2 separate regions of the Homo sapiens genome follow, and region 2 is linked to region 1. Evidence: read pairs that join two places in POLR2A ChIA-PET (ENCODE). Cell type or tissue: Caco-2. All regions are shown on one strand. Each heading gives the region's core, and the rest is flanking DNA. Links, peaks and the distances in the headings are about the cores only. Region 1 has its middle 9.8 kb from the start of POR. Region 2 has its middle 9.4 kb from the start of CCL24.

Region 1 (8,326 bases), core at 314-8,313:
AATCCCAACACTTTGGGAGGCCAAGGCGGGCGGATCACTTGAGGTCAGCAGTTCAAGACCAGCCTGGCCAACATGGTGAAACTCGGTCTCTACTAAAAATATAAAAATTAGCTGGGTGTGGTGGTGGGTGCCTGTAATCCCAGCTACTTGGGAGGCTGAGGCAGGAGAATCCCTTGAACCCAGGAGGCGGAGGTTGCAGTGAGCCGAGATCACGCCACTGCACTCCAGCCTGGGATATATAGAGAGAATCCATCTCAAATAAATAAATAAATAAATAAATAAAGAGACAGGTTCTCACTATGATGCCCAGGCTGGTCTCAAACTCCTGGGCTCAAGCAATCCTCCTGCCTCAGCCTCCCATAGCACTGGGATTACAGGCATGAGCCACCATGTCCAGCCCTCTGCCTGATATTTTAGATGTTACCTCTGGAGTCCCACTGATGTGAGTTAGGCCATTTAAACCACAGCTCACCTCTGCTGCCCACACCCTTCCAATATTATTTATACACCTAATTTAATTCCTCTGTTAATCACTTTTATAATTTAAGTAGTAGCCTGGGGCCTTTGTTTTTTGATCCATGAACAGTATCTCTTAATATTGTACGATGAAGCTTCCCTTTCCCTTTGCTCTGTCCCTCTAAAACTTTAGCCGTCTGAACCTCTACATTTTCATTATTGAGCTTGATAACATCTATATTCTAAATATGTTTTCTGGCCAGGTAAGGTGGCTCCCAACACTTTGGGAGACCGAGGTGGGAGGATGGCTTGAGGCCAGGAGTTCAAGACCAGCCTGGGCAACACAGCAAGACCCTATCTCTACAAAAAATTTTTTTAAAAATTAGCCAGGCTGGGCCAGGCACGGTGGCTCATGCCTGTAATCCCAGCACTTTGGGAGGCCGAGGCGGGAGGATCACTTGAGGTCAGGAGATTGAGACCATCCTGGCTAACACAGTGAAACCCTGTCTCTACTAAAAATACAAAAAAATTAGCCGGGCTTGGTGTCAGGCACTTGTAGTCCCAGCTACTCGGGAGGCTGAGGCAAGAGAATGGCATGAACCCGGGAGGCAGAGCTTGCAGTGAGCCAAGATTGCCACTGCACTCCAGCCTGGGCTACAGAGCGAGACTCTGTCTCAAAAAAAAAAAAAATTAGCCAGGCTCGGCATGGTGGTTCATGCCTGTAATCCCAGCACTTTGGGAGGCAGAGGTGGGCATATCACCTGAGGTCAGGAGTTCGAGACCAGCTTGGCCAACATGGCAAAACCCTGTCTCTACTAAACAAATACAAAAATTAGCCAGGCGTGGTGGCAGGCGCCTATAATCCCAGCTACTTGGGAGGCTGAGGCAGGAGAATCGCTTCACCCCAGGAGGCGGAGGTTGCAGTCAGCTGAGATCGCGCCACTGCACTCCAGCCTGGGCAACAGAGTGAGACTCCATCTCAAACATAAAATAAATAAAATAAAATAAAAGCAGTGGAGCCGGGCATGGTGGCTCACACGTGTAATCCTAGCACTTTGGGAGACTGAGGCGGGGATTGTTTGAAGCCAGAAGTTTGAAACCAAACTGGGCATCATAGCAAGGCCCCGCCTCTACAAAAAATAAAAAATTAGCCAGGTGTGGTGGCGCGTGCCTGTAGTCCCAGCTACTCAGGAGGCTGAGGTGGGAGGATCGCTTGAGCCTGGAGGCTGAGGCTACAGTGAACTGTGATTGTGCCACTGCACTCCAGCCTGGGCAACAGAGCTCTCGGCCAACCCCATCTTTATGTTTTAAAAAAATAAAAATAAAAGATAAAATGAGAGCAGAGAAACAGGAGGGGGGGTGGCGGTTGCTGTCAAGTGCAAAGCACAGAGAATTGTTGACCCACCTGGCTCTCTTCATTGTCCAAATAACTTCCCCAGACCTTCTTCCGGTCTCCTTGCTGCCCCACACCCCTAGGTCCTCCTAACATGGCCAAAGTTTAACCGTGTTACACAACAGAGCCAAACTCTGTCTCTGAAAAAAAAAAAAAAAAGAAAAGAAAAAAAGAAAAAGTGGATCCCAGATTAGCTTGGCACTGAGAGAAGCTGGATTGGCTTCCACCATAGATGCTAGAGGGGTGTGGTTGATCCTTAGAGGAGGTGCTCCCACTTTCCCAGAACTCCAAATGTCACAGCGGCCTCTGACACCGTGTCTCATGTGTCTCCAGTATCACACCATGACCTTTGGACAGGATGGTTTATTCCCCTTGAGAGGCGTCCATGAGGGTGCAAGGCAAGTGAGTTTGCAGATTTCCTGGGTTGAGATAACCCTACAGGGTCAGGGATGAGAACATCACCAAAGTGTAGAAGCGCAGAATCTCTCTCTGGAGATCAGGGGACAAATTCCAATTAGACGGAACCAAGTGCATGGCCTTGGCCAAGTATCTTTTTTTTTTTTTCTTTGAGACCGAGTCTCGCTCTGTTGCCCAGGCTGGAGTACAGTGGTGCGACCTTGGCTCACTGCAACCTCTGCCTCCTGGGTTCAAGCGATTCTCCTGCCTGCCTCAGCCTCCAAAGTAGCTAGGATTACAGGTGCGTGCCACCATGCCTGGCTAATTTTTTTGTATTTTTAGTAGAGACGGGGTTTCACGATGTTGGCCAGGCTGGTCTTGAACTCCTGACCTTGTGATCCACCCACCTCGGCCTCCCAAAGTGTTAGGATTACAGGCGTGAGCCACTGTGCTCGGCCAACCCCATCTCTATGTTTAAAAAACAATAATAATAAAAGAAAATTAGAGCATTTAATAATAAAAGAAAATGAGAAACAGGAGGGAGGCGGTTGCTGTCAAGTGCAAAGCCAAGAGGATGGTTGACCCGCCTGGCTCTCTTCATTGTCCAAATAACTCCCCCAGACCTTCTTCCTGCCTCCTTGCTGCCCCAAACCCCTGGGTCTTCCTAACACGGCCAAAGAGGCATTTCAAAGAGGCGGCCCTGAACTGAGAAAGCAAACATGGCCTTTAGCTACAGCAGATCAGGTTTCCGGCTAGCTGTGTGGCCATGGATGGGTCCTGGGCACACGGACCCAGGCAGTTGCGTGAGGATTAAATGAGTTGCTGTGTGTGTGACATGGCCTGGTGCACCCAGCGGTTCTCAGAGCCCAGGATGGCTTCTTTCTCCTTCCTACTGCCCGCATACCCGCCCCAGTTTCACTCCATCCTTTGTTCCCCTCTGTTACGCAATCAAAGTTTCAGCTCTTCTGGGTTTGCATGCGGGAGCCAGAGCAAGCTTCTGGGGAAATGAGAGGGTGTTCGGGTGAGAGGGGGCCTCGGAAGCCACGCCCTTTCTCCCCCTCTTCCTCCCCATTCGCGTTCACATGCCAATGGGCCAGAACCTTTGCCCTGTCTCCCCAGTATGACACAAGCCCCAGGATTCTGTGCTCAAAATTGCTTGGCTGCTGCTGGCTGTTGCCAAAGCAACCAGCACCATTGTGCAAGGGCCGATGAAGAGAAGCCTGCCTGGCTTCCACGAACTGTTCAGACAGTGCTGTGGAGGACACCTGCCTGTGCCTCTGAGCAGTCACTTAGCAGAAATGGAAGTTGATGAGAGCTGATCCCTGGCCTCCAGGGGCTGGGAGTCTCCAGGCTGACTCACATCCCAGCCAGTACTGGTTTAGTTCAGTGATTCTCAAACCAGGAGCAGCAGCCTCACCTGGGAACTTGTTAGAAATGTCAAATTAGGCCAGGCATGGTGGCTCAAGCCCGTAATCCCAGCACTTTGGGAAGCCAAGGCAGGTGGATCACTTGAGGTCAGGAGTTCGAGACCAGCCTGGCCAATATGGTGAAACCCCCCACATCTCTACTAAAAATACAAAAATTGTCTGGCATCGTGGAGCATGCCTGTAGTCCCAGTTAACTCGGGAGGCTCAGGCAGGAGAATCGCTTGAACCCAGGAGGCAGAGGTTGCAGTGAGCTGAGATCATGCCACTGCACTCCAGCCTGGGCAACAGAGCGAGACTCTGTCTCAAAAAAAAAAAAAAAAGAAAAAGAAAAGAAATGTCAAATTAAGGCCTGGTGCAGTGGCTCAAGCCTGTAATCCCAGCACTTTGTGAGGCAGGAGTTTGAGACCAGCCTGGAGAACACAGCGAGACCCCATCTCTATAAAAAATTGGCCAGGCAAGATGGCGTGCGCCTGTGGTCCCAGCTACTCAGGAGCTTGAGATGAAAGGATTGCTTGAGCCTGGAAGGTTGAAGCTGCAGTGAACTATGACTGTGTCACTGTACTCCAGCCTGGGTGACAGAGCAAGACCCTGTCTCAAAAAAAGAAAGAAATAAACAAAAACAGGGGTTGTGGCTCATGCCTATAGTCCCAGCACTTTGGGAGGCCAAGGCGGGTGGATCACGAGGTCAGTAGATTGAGACCATCCTGGCTAACACGGTGAAACCTCATCTCTACTAAAAATACAAAAGAATTAGTTGGGCGTGGTGGCAGGCACCTGTAATCCCAGCTACTTGGGAGGCAGAGGCAGGAGAATCGCTTGAACCTGGGAAGCGGAGGTTGTAGCGAGCGGAGATCACGCCACTGTACTTCAGCCTGGGCGACAGAGAAAGAAAAAAAAAAACGAAAGGAGAGAGGGCGGGAAGGAGAGAGAAAAAGGAATGCCAAATTTCAGGCCACTTCCCAAATTGATTGAATCAGAAACTCTGGGGGTGGGGCCCTGCCATCTGTGGCTGAACAAGCCCTCCAGGTGATGCTGATACAGGCTGAAGATTGAGAACCACAAATCTGTTCTTTTCTTTTCCTTCTTTTTTTTTTTTTTTTTTGAGACGGAGTCTCGCTCTGTTGCCCAGGCTGCGGTGCAGTGGCGTGATCTCCGCTCACTGCAAGCTCTGCCTCCTGGGTTCACGCCATTCTCCTGCCTCAGCCTCCTGAGTAGCTGGGACTACAGGCGCCTGCCACCACGCTCAGCTAATTTATTTTTAGTAGAGACAGGGTTTCACCGTGTTAGCCAGGATGGCCCGATCTCCTGACTTCGTGATCCTCCCGCCTTGGCTTCCCAAAGTGCTGGGATTACAGGCGCAAGCCACCGCGCCCAGCCTCTTTTCCTTCTTTTTTTTTCCCTCCTCAAGACAGGCTCTTGCACTGTCACCCAGGCTGAAGTGCAGTGGTGCAATCATAGCTCACTGCAGCCTCGATCTCCTGGGCTTAAGCAAATCCTCCCACTTCAGCCTCCTGAGTAGCTGGGACTACAGGCTCACATCACCTTGGTCAGCTAATTTTTTTGTAAAGACAGCATCTCACTATGTTGCCCAGGCTGGTCTTGAACTCCTGGGCTCAAGTGATCCTCCTGCCTCAGCCTTACGAGTGGCTGGGACTACAGGTGCACACTACCACACCTGGCTAAGTTTTTTATTTTCTGTAGAGACTAGGTCTTGCTCTGTTGCTGAGGCTGGTATCGAAGTCCGAAGTCTAGGGCTTAAGTGATCCTCCTGTCTCGTCCTCCCAAAGTGCTGTGATTACAGGCATAAGCCACCGTGCCTGGCCTAAATCCTAGTCTTGAGATCTCACTGACACGCCAGGTTAATCTCTTTCCATACTTCCTCCCCCACAGACTCTCAGGGTCCCATCTCTTTTTTTTTTTTTTTTTTTTTTTGAGGAGTCTTGCTCTGTTGCCCAGGCTGGAGTGCAGTGGCGCTGTCTCGGCTCACTGCAAGCTCCACCTCCTGGGTTCACGCCATTCTCCTGCCTCAGCCTCCCGAGTTGCTGGGACTACAGGCGCCCGCCACCACGCCTGGCTAATTTTTTGTATTTTTTAGTAGGGACGGGGTTTCACCGTGTTGGCCAGGATGGTCTCGATCTCCTGACCTCGTGATCCACTTGCCTCGGCCTCCCAAAGTGCTGGGATTACAGGCTTGAGCCACCGCGCCCGGCCCTCAGGGTCCCATCTCATACAACATATGCCTGAACTCCCCACTCCTTCCCACATTTTTTTTTTTTTTTTTGAGACAGAGTTTTGCTCTGTTGCCCAGGCTGGAGTGCAGTGGCGCAATCTCAGATCACGGCAACCTCTGCCTCCCAGGATCAAGTAATTCTCCTGCCTCAGTCTTCTGAGTAGCTGGGATTATAGGCGCATGCCACTGTGCCCGGCTAATTTTTATATTTTTAGTAGAGACGGAGTTTTGCCATGTTAGCCAGGTTGGTCTTGAAATCCTGACCTCAGGTGATCCGCCCACCTCAGCTTCCCAAAGTGCTGGGATTACAGGTGTGAGCCACCGTGCCCAGCCCCTTTCCACAGTTTGGAATCTCCTCTTCAGCAACTAATAACTTCCAGACTGTTTTTGCACATGCCCCGTGACTAGGAGCTGCGGACCTATTCAGGCAGCGCATCAGCTTATGAAATCTCCAACTGGTTTAGGTTTCCCTTTGAGTGAGCTGAAATATATCCTCAGGTAAATCCACATTTTATAACACGTGTCTAATCCCCTGTAACAGAGATTACAGGATTATTTTATTTATTTTTGAGATGGAGTCTCACTCTGTTGCCCAGGCTAGAGTGTAGTGGCGAGATCTCAGCTTGCTGCAACTTCTGCCTCCCAGGTTCAAGTGATTCTCCTGCCTCAGCCTCCTGAGTAGCTACGTTACAGGCGTGTGCCATCATAGCTGGCTAATTTTTATATTTTCAGGAGAGATGGGGTTTCTGCATGTTGGCCAAACCGGTCTCGAACTCCTGACCTCAGGTGATCTGCCCACTTTGGCCTCCCAAAGTGCTGGGATTACAGGAGTGAGCCACAGTGCCTGGCCACAGGATTTTTAAAGTAAGAGAGAAAGGAGGGATATCTATGGATTTTTAAAGTATGAGAGGAAGGAGGAATATCTATGCTATTCATTTCCCCTGAATCTACCACCTCTCCTCTGCAGGTAGACAAAGCAGGTAGGCCAGGTGCAATGGCTGTGCCTGTAATCCTAGCACTTTGGGAGGATGATGAGGGAGGATCGCTTGAGGCCAGGAGTTCGAGACCAGCTTGGGCAACAAGGCAGATTCCCATCTCTACAGATAATTAAAAAAAAAAAAAATTTAAAGGCCAGGCACAGTGGCTCATGCCTGCAATCCCAACACTTTGGGAGGCAGAGGTGGGAGGATCACTTGAGGTCAGGAGTTCAAGACCAGCCTGGGCAACATAGCGAGACCCCGTGTGTACAAAACTTTTTTTTTTTTTTTAATTAGCTGGGCTTGGTGGCACATGCCTGTAGTCCCAGCTATTCAGGAGGCTGAGGTGGGAGGATTGCTTGAGACCAGGAGGTTGAAGCTGCAGTGGGCTATGATAACACCACTGCACTCCAGCCTGGGTGACAGAGCAAGGCCCTATTTCTTAAAAAAAAAAAAAAGATGAATTTTTGGAGTCTGGGTATAGGAGGAAAGGGTAGGTTGATGGACAGTAACTAAGACAAGGGGAGAGAGATGGGCATTCCAGCTTAACACTGCATGTGGACGATCTCCAAAAAAGCCTGCTGGGAGAATCAGTGAGCCCAGCTGGCCAGAGGATTTGCTCTCTATCAAAAGATAATGCAGTGAGCTAGATGTGGTGGTTCACGCCTGTAATCCCAGAACTTTGGGAGGCCAAGGTGGGCAGATCACCTGAGGTCAGGAGTTCGAGACCAGCCTGGCCAATATGGTGAAACCTCATCTCTACCAAAAATACAAAAGATTAGCCGGGCGTGGTGGTGGGTGCCTGTAATCCCAACTACTAAGGAGGCTGAGGCAGGAGAATCGCTTGAACCATGAGGCGGAGGTTATAATGAGCCAAGATCGCACCACTGCACTCCAGCCTGGGCGACAGAGCAAGACTCTGTCTCAAAAAATAAAAAAATTAATAATTAATTTTAAAATGCTATCTACAGTGCATGCTTTTTGCAAGCAGTTGCAGGGTTGCAGTCCCCTGTGCAGCCCACTGCCATTGGACTCTGTTGCCACATGGAAGCCCCCAGTAAAACCCCATGTCTCATCTGCTGGCTCTGGGGCTGTTCTTCAGCCTCTTGAACCTGGTGCCATCCCCACTGGAGCTAATATAGGTTCAGCACAACATAATATGGATTCAGAGAGACTATTTGTTTTTTTTTTTCTGAAATAGAGTCTTGCTCTTTCACCCAGGCTGGAGTGCAGTGGCAGGATCTCAGCTCACTGCAACCTCTGCCCCCACAGTTCAAGCATTTCTCCTGCCTCAGCCTCCCAAGTAGCTGGGATTACAGGTGCCCACCACCACGCCTGGCTAATTTTTTGGGTTTTTTTTCTTTTCTTTTTTTTTTTTTTTAGTAGAGACAGGGTTTCACCATGTTTGCCAGGCTGGCCTCGAACTCCTGACCTCAGGTGATCCACT
Region 2 (8,326 bases), core at 128-8,127, 82 kb after region 1:
TTTTTTCTTTGAGATGAAGTCTCGCTCTGTTGCCCAGGCTGGAGTGCAATGGCGCAATCTCAACTCACTGCAATCTCTGCCTCCCAGGTTCAAGCGATTCCCCTGCCTCAGTATCCCAAGAAGCTGGGATTACAGGCATGTGCCACCATGCCCGGCTAATTTTTTTCACATTTTTAGTAGAGACGGGGTTTCACCATGTTGGCCAGGCTGGTCTTGAACTCCTGAACTCAGGTGATCCGCCCGCCTTGGCCTCCCAAAGTGCTGGGATTACAGGCGTGAGCCACCGTGCCTGGCCCCAACCAAATTTTTAATTTTTGGTAGAGATAGGATCTCACTATGTTGCCCAAGCTGATCTCAAACTCCTGGGCTCAAGCGATTCTCCCACCTCAGCCTCCCAAAGTGCTGGGATTATAGCTGTGAGCCACCAGAACTGGCCTGGTTTCCTTTAATACTTGTGGGTTTATTTTAATGGTTATGGGGGAAAACACAGCTAGTGCACTAAATCTGTGATTTTTTATTTATTTATTTTTTTGAGATGACATCTCCCTCTGTCACCCAGGCTGGAGTGCATAGCACAGTCTCGGCTCACTGCAACTTCTGCCTCCTTGTTTCAAGCGATTCCCCTGCCTCGGCCCCCAAGTAGCTGGGACTACATGCGCCTGCCACCATGCCCAGCTAATTTTTGTATTTTTAGTAGAGAGGAAGGTTTCACCATGTTGGCCAGGCTGATCTCGAACTTCTCACCTCAGGTGATCCACCCATCTTGGCCTCCCCAAGTGCTGGGATTACAGGTGTGAGACACCGTGCCTGGCCCTAAATCTGTGATTTTGTGGCTATTTTTGGATGAAGTCCATTTTGACAAAACCGTTAAGTGTACAATAAATTGGGTGGTGGGAAGAAATTGTAAAAAAAAAAATATATATATATATATAATATATATTTTTATTTTTAAATACTTTCCATAGTATTATATATCCATATATATATATACGTATATATGAAGGTTATGAGCGAGTGGATGAAGTTTGGGTGTTGGTGATGGAGCACTGGTGAAAAGTTTTAGGCAGGGGGTGACCAGGCTGGTGTGCATTTTAGGAGGGGCGTTTGTTTTGCAGCTGTGCACAGAACAGATTGGAGAAAGGTGAGTGGGGAGGCAGTGGAACGGGCCAAAAAGGAACAGGTGGATCTGGGAGGTGTTAAATAGGTAAAATCAACAAAATGAGAGGCCTGATTAGGGGTGTGTGTGTGTGTGTGTGTGTGTGTGTGTGTGTGTTGGGGGTGGGGATGGCAGGGAGTTGGGAGGGAAGTGATGGTACCTTCCCTGGAAGATTTTTAAGGAATGATACAACTAGTGCATTTGGAGCAGGAATGTGAGATACCACATGATAGATATTCCTGCCTCCTGTCCCCAGTCTCCCAACCTTACCTCTTCCTTTTTTTATTTTTTATTTTCATTTTTTGAGACAGAGTCTTGCTTTGTTACCCAGGCTGGAGCGCAGTGGCACTATCTCGGCTCACTGCAACCTCCAGCTCCTGGGTTCAAGTGATTCTCCTGCCTCAGCCTCCCCAGTAGCTGGGATTACAGGTGCACACCATCACACCTGGCTAATTTTTTTTATTTTTAGTAGAGACGGGGTTTCACCATGTTGGCCAGGCTGGTCTCGAACTCCTGACCTCAGGTGATCTGCCCACTTCGGCCTCCCAAAGTGCTGGGATTACAGGTGTGAGCCATCATGTCTGGCCTGGTCATGGACTCTTATTGGCCGCCTTCCCTTCCTCTTGTCAGAGCAATTAGGCAGGACAAAGAAATAAAAGGCATCCAAATCAGAAAGGAAGAAGTTAAGGCCAGGCATGGTGGCTCACGCCTGAAATCCCAGTCACCATGCCCGGCCCACCTCTTCCTTTTGCCTTCCAGAAACTCAGCCACATCCCACTGTTCACCTGGCTCTCCTGCCCCTGGTCTTCCCTTGGCCTGGAACCCCCTGCTTCCTTTTCCACCTGGGAACTCCTACCTGTCCTGTTCTGAAGCTTCTCAGATCCCCCACGCAGAGCCCTTTCAACCTGGTAGTTACCTGGCAATAGCAATGATTACCCCTTACTAACTGGTCCTTATCCATATTTACTGTAGGCTGGGAGCTGTGCCTGGACCATGAGGGACAGTCATTCAGTCACTCTTTGTGATACCCAGAGGAGGGACAAGGACTTGTCTCAATTTCCCAATGACAAAGCCAAGGCTGGGGTAGGGCCAGGATCGGAATCCAGGACTAATCGCCTCCAAAACGTATGTCCTCAACGAGTCTGATTCCTAAATCTTATGCTATATTGTAATTATTATTGTTATTCCTTTGAGACAGAGTCTCACTCTGTCTCCCAGGCTGGAGTACAGTGGCGTGATCATAGCTCACTGCAGCCTCGACCTCCTGGGCTTGAGTGATCCTCCCACCTCAGCCTCCTGAGTAGCTGGGACTACAGACATGTGTGCCTGCACCTGGTTATTTTTTATTTTTTTATTTTTATTTTTTAGATGGAGTCTCTTTCTGTCACCCAGGTTGGAGTGCAGTGGTGCGATCCCAGCTCACTGCAACCTCTGCCTCCCGCGTTCAAGCAATTATCCTGCCTCAGCCTCCTGAGTAGCTGAGATTACAGGTGCCCACCACTACACCCGGCTAATTTTTGTATTTTCATTAGAGATGGGGTTTCACCGTGTTGGCCAGGCTGGTCTCGTACTCTGGTTCACACTTGTAATCTCAGCACTTTGGGAGGCCAAGGCGGGCGGATCGCTTGGGGTCAGGAGTGCACCTGGCTAATTTTAAACATTTTTTGTAGAGACGTGGTCTTACCATGTTGCTCAGGCTGGCCTTGAACTTCTGGGCTCAAGTGACCCTCCCAAAGTGCTGAGATTACAGGCATGAACCACTATACTTGGGCTCTAATTATTTCTGTGTTGGTTTTTCCAGTGGACTCTGAGATCTTATAACATGAAGTCTGAAACACGTCCTTCACTGGATCCCAGAATGCCTTGGCCGAATGGAGCTCCCTCATCTGAGACTTCAATTTCCTACCTGGAGATCTGCCACAGGGTGCTTGCTTACCTCCCTTGGTGGGGCTCTCACTGTCATCCAAGGTGATCAGATCTGTCTCTGGACAGCTTTACCTGCTTCCTTCTCCTTAGGCCTTTAACATCTAAGAGGCAGCTGTGACACAGATGTACAAAAAGATCCTCTCAGCTGGGCATGGTGGCTCACACATGTAATCCCAGCACTTTGGGAGGCCAAGGCAGGTGGATCACCTGTGGTCGGGAGTTTTGAGATCACCCTGGCCAACATGGTGAAACCCCATCTCTAGTAAATATGCAAAAAATTAGCTGGGCATGATGGTGGGTGCCTGTAATCCCAGTTACTCAGGAGGCTGAGGCAGGAGAATCGCTTGAACCTGGGAGGCAGAGGTTGCAGTGAGCCGAGATTGCACCACTGCACTCCAGCCTGGGCAACAGAGCAAGACTCTGTCTCCCTTCCCTCTGCACCCACCCCCCACCAGAAAAAAAGAAAAAAAAGATCCTCTTGGCCTCTTTGATCTGCAGCATCCCCGTTTACCATCCATGCTAGGCTGGCTGGTTGGCAGTGCCCTGGGCTTCAGCTGCTATATGTGCCTCCTGTTCCCGTCCCTGTTGAGCTGTTGAAAGCCCTCCCATCTGGAGATGAAAGGGTAAGGCACTCCATAGCTGCCACCTGTTTTCCTCCCCAGCCCCGTCTGGGACCACACCCTTTCCAGGGCAGAAGTCTGTCCGTGTGGACAGAAGTCTGTCTGACAATGGGCTCACTGTGCTCTTCTGATGGGGACCACCACCCACCCTGCACATGGGCCCCCATCAGGGCCTGCCTGTTGCCACAAAGCCAACCTCTCAGAAGTCCTTGTAAACCTTGGACTCCTGAATTTCCCAGCCAAGCCAGGCGAGATGCAGGGGAGGCGCCCTTCCCTCCCCAGGTGCCCCTCCTCTCGTCCCATTCTTCCTGCCATCCCAGATCTGGTGAGTCAGAGGAAATCATTTCTGCTCTGCACTTGGCACCAAGGCTGTCACCCTGTTACCTCCGGGTAAGTGGCTCCCCTGTGCCCAGTATTCTGGGACTTTGTGTGTGTGTGTTTGGTATCGAGGAAGCAGGATATCCCAGGAAGCAGTGACACCCCCAGTCTGCATGCCTGAGTCTAGCCCCTTGCACTCCCCACCACAGTGCCCATTCATCCTGGCACCCCACTGCCCTCTCCCCCCTGCATCACACCCCAGATGTCTACCCGCTTCCTTTAGGAGGCTGGGACAAGAATGCAAGAAAGAATTGATGGAGGCTGTGCAAAGCTGGTGGCCGTGAGAGTCTAAAGTAAGGGGTGGATCGGAGAGCAGCTCGGAAAGTGAACTCGGTGTGGTGGCATTGGTGCCACTCAGCGGAGCATGCTGCCTGGCACCATGACAAGGGCATAGGTTCCTTCCCAGGAAGATGTAGGACGAGTTCTGCCCCATCGTGGCTTAGGAGTCTTGAGCAAGTCATTTAACTCTCTAAACCTCAGTTTTCTTTTCTTTTTTTTCTTTTTGGAGATTGAGTCTTGCTCTGTCACCCAGGCTGAAGTGCAGTGGCACAATCTCGGCTCACTGCAACCTCCGCCTCCTGGATTCAAGCAATTCTCATGCCTCAACCTCCTGAGTAGCTGGGATTACAGGCACCTGCCACCACGCCTGGCTAAATTTTGTATTTTTAGTAGAGATGGGTTTCACCATGTTGGCCAGGCTGGTCTCGAACTGACCCCTGGTGATCCACCGCCTAGGCCACCCAAAGTGCTGGGATCACAGGCGTGAGTCACCATGCCCAGCCTGAACCTCAGTTTCCTTACTGGTGACATGGGGACAATAAGAGGATAAGATGAGTTCAGAGGAGCCATGTAGGGCTTTAGGGGAACAGCTGAAGGGATGCTGGTCTGGTGGCGTTTCATGGAGTCCCTCACTGAAGCTTGAGGCCTACTCCCTCCACCATCCTGGGAGGTGCACAGTCACACACCCATCTTTTAGTAAATGAATTAAGCTTCACAGAGGCTAAACACCTTGCCTGGGCCACCAAGTGAGCATATGGTTGGGACGAGGCTCAAACCCAGGAGTGTCTACCTCTAGGGCCATGCCCTCCCCATGGTACTACACTGTGTCTTGAGCTGGGTGGGGCAGTTGAGGCTGTCTAATCTCCCTGGGCTTCCAGTTCCCAGCCACAAAGTGTCGGGACAGGTGAGACTCCAAAGGTTCTTCTTGTTCTGATTTTTTTTCTTTTTTTTTTGAGATGGAGTCTGGCTCTGTCACCCAGGCTAGAGTGCAATGGTGCGATCTTGGCTCACCGCAATCTCTGCCTCCCGGGTTTAAGCTATTCTCCTGCCTCAGCCTCCGGAGTAGCTGGGATTACAGGCTTGTGCCACCACACCTGGCTAATTTTGTTTTCTTTTTTTTTTTTTTTGAGACGGAGTCTCGCTCTGTCGCCCAGGCTGGAGTGCAGTGGCGGGATCTCGGCTCACTGCAAGCTCCGCCTCCCGGGTTCACGCCATTCTCCTGCCTCAGCCTCCCAAGTAGCTGGGACTACAGGCGCCCGCCACTACGCCCGGCTAATTTTTTGTATTTTTAGTAGAGACGGGGTTTCTCCATGTTGATCAGGCTGGTCTCAAACTCCTGACCTCAGGTGATCCACCCGCCTTGGCCTCCCAAAGTGTTGGGATTACAGCCTTGAGCCCCTCCCTTGTTCTGATAATTTATTGGACATCCAGACCTCTCCCTACCTGCCCTGCCTGCCTCGGGCATCTACCAGAACCCCTGGAAGCCCCACAGCCCCTGCAGACTGTTTTTATCCATGAATGGTCCCCCCAACACATGCACTCAAGTTTGAAACCCAAGTGTTATCCTAGACAATCCTTCCTTTTCCTCAACCATATGGCATCAGAGCTCAGCAAATGGAATCCTGAGTAATCCTCAAATCCATCCTCTTTTTTCCATCCTAACTTCCTCCACCTCTCCATCCTAGATTCCCTACCACAGGCTTCCCACCAGTTCTGCCACATGACTTACTGCAGCCAGAGTGATTTCTTTAAGGCTCCAACCTGGCCAAGTCACCCCTCTGCTTTGACTTCATCTCTGTGGCTTCCAGGGCTTGAAATACCCTTCTCTGCCCAGTTTCCTCCCTGTCAAGCCCAACTCCCCTTGGTCAGCCTAACTCAGCACAAGGGGCACCTCCTTCAGGAAGTTTTCTATGACTTCTGCTCTCCACTGTGGCCTCGGTAGACCTCCTCCATCTGGACACTTATCACCTGTGTCATAATTGCCTCTGTCTCTCAAGGCTAGTGTGAGAGTTCCCCAAGGCAACACCTGTATATAGTTTTTCTTGGTATGCCTGGGATGGGGCACCTGGTATATAGCAGGGTTCGATGAGGGATGGATGGATGGATGGATGGATGGATGGATGGATGGATGAATTGATGGATAGATGGATGGATTAATGAATGGATGGATGGATAGATGAGTGGATGGATAGATAGATGGGTGGAGGGATGGATGGATGGATGGATGGATGGATGGATTAGTGAATGGATGGATGGATAGATGAGTAGATGGGTGGGTGAATGGATGGATGGGTGGAGGGGTGGATGCATGGGTGGGTAGGTGGATGGGTGGATGGGTAGATGGATGAAGGGTGGATGGATGAATAAGTGGATGGATGGATGGATGATGGATAGATGGGTGGATGAGTGGGTAGATGGGTGGGTGGGTGGGTGGATGGATGGATGGATGGATGAGTGAGTAGATGAATTAATGGGTAGGTGGATGGATGGATACCTGAAACACCTCCCTTGGGGCTGAGTTCCTCTAGCTTAAGGGTCTGGTTCCTGCTAGATGGTGAAGACTTGCATGTGCACTGCCAGGCGAGGTGGCTCATGCCTGTTATCCCAGCACTTTGGGAGGCCAAGGCTGGCAGATCACCTGAGGCCAGGAGTTCGAGACCAGTCTGGCCAACATGGTGGAACCCCGCCTCCACTAAAAGTACAAAAAAATTAGCTGGGTGTGGTGGCGTGCGCCTGTAATCCCAGCTACTCGGGAGGCAGAGGCAGGAGAATTGCCTGAACCAGGGAGTTGGAGGTTGCAGTGAGCCGAGATTGTGCTGTTGCCTGGACGACAAAGCAAGATTCCATCTCAAAAAAAGAAGGAGAAGGAGAAGGAGAAGGAGAAGGAGAAGGAGAAGGAGAAGGAGGAGGAGGAGGAGGAGGAGAAGAAGAAGAAGAAGAAGAAGAAGGAAGAAGAAGAAGAAGAGGAAGAAGAAGAAGAAGAAGAAGAAGAAGAAGAAGAAGAAGAAGAAGAAGAAGAAGAAGAAGAAGAAGAAGTAGTTTACTAAAAGCCCTTACATCCGTAACTTTCTAGGATTCTAGAATCACATGAGATCATGGGTAAAAAGTGGCCTCATCCTCCCCGCCCCCACCATTTCATAGATGAGGAAATCAAAGCTTGGGAGGAGTGAGCAAGTTGCCCAGGCTCATACAGCCAGTTTTTAGCAGGTCAGGGACTAAAATATGTCACTACACCATAGCTGCCCATCTTGGGCCTATGGTTTGACCTAAAATTCAGTTCAGACCTTAGTAAGAAGACACAGGATTTTTTTTCTTTCTTTCTTTGTGTGTGTGTGTGGTCTACTTTTACCCTAATTAGGGCCATCAGATCCAGTGCCCCCTTTCTGGGACCCTTCCTCAGGTATTTAAAGTCATTTATCTTCAGAGATGACAGCCCCCTTCTTTTATTTATTTATTGAGAGATGGGGATATGTTATGTTACCCAGGCTAGTCTTGAACTCCTGGGTTCAAGCGATCCTCCTGCTTCAGTCTCCCAAATAGCTGGGACTACAGGCATGCACCCCAGTGTCTGGCTAATTTTTCGTTTATATTTTGTAGAGTTGAGGTTTCACTATGTTGCCTAGGCTGGTCTCGAACACCTGAGCTCAAGCAATCCTCCTGCCTCAGCCTCCCAAAGTACTGGGATTACAGATGTGAGCCACATCGCCCAGCCTATGAATATATATATATATATATATATATATATATATATTTTTTTTTTTTTTTTTTTTTTTTTTTTTTTTTTTTGAGACGGAGTTTCACTCTTGTTGCCCAGTCTGGCGTGCAATGGTGCGATCTCCACTTACCACAACCTCTGCCTCCCAGGTTCAAGAGATTCTTGTGCCTCAGCCTCCCGAGCAGCTGGGATTACAGTCATGTGCCACCACGCCCAGCTGGTTTTGTATTTTTAGTAGAGATGGGGTTTCTC

The links. ChIA-PET counts read pairs that join two places held together with the same protein. Peaks named below come from ENCODE experiments on the same cell type or tissue, not always from the same donor. Only the 100,000 strongest peaks of a DNase experiment are listed, where the experiment ranks them.
Region 2: POLR2A ChIA-PET joins it to region 1 with 13 read pairs; 6 of 35 experiments call an interaction of 5 or more read pairs at or near these places.

What each region holds. Positions count from the first base shown.
Region 1 is chr7:75,901,167-75,909,492 of GRCh38, reverse strand. No RefSeq gene overlaps it. Among named protein-coding and RNA genes, the nearest start is that of POR, 9.8 kb to the left of the region's middle. RefSeq lists an enhancer at 2,584-3,154. In Caco-2, for the core only: no CTCF peak of the experiment used is centred there; DNase peaks (open chromatin) are centred at 2,152 and 3,392.
Region 2 is chr7:75,819,088-75,827,413 of GRCh38, reverse strand. It overlaps a transcript of CCL24 not described here. Among named protein-coding and RNA genes, the nearest start is that of CCL24, 9.4 kb to the right of the region's middle. RefSeq lists an enhancer at 3,343-3,843. In Caco-2, for the core only: no CTCF peak of the experiment used is centred there; no DNase peak of the experiment used is centred there; H3K27me3 peaks cover 150 bases.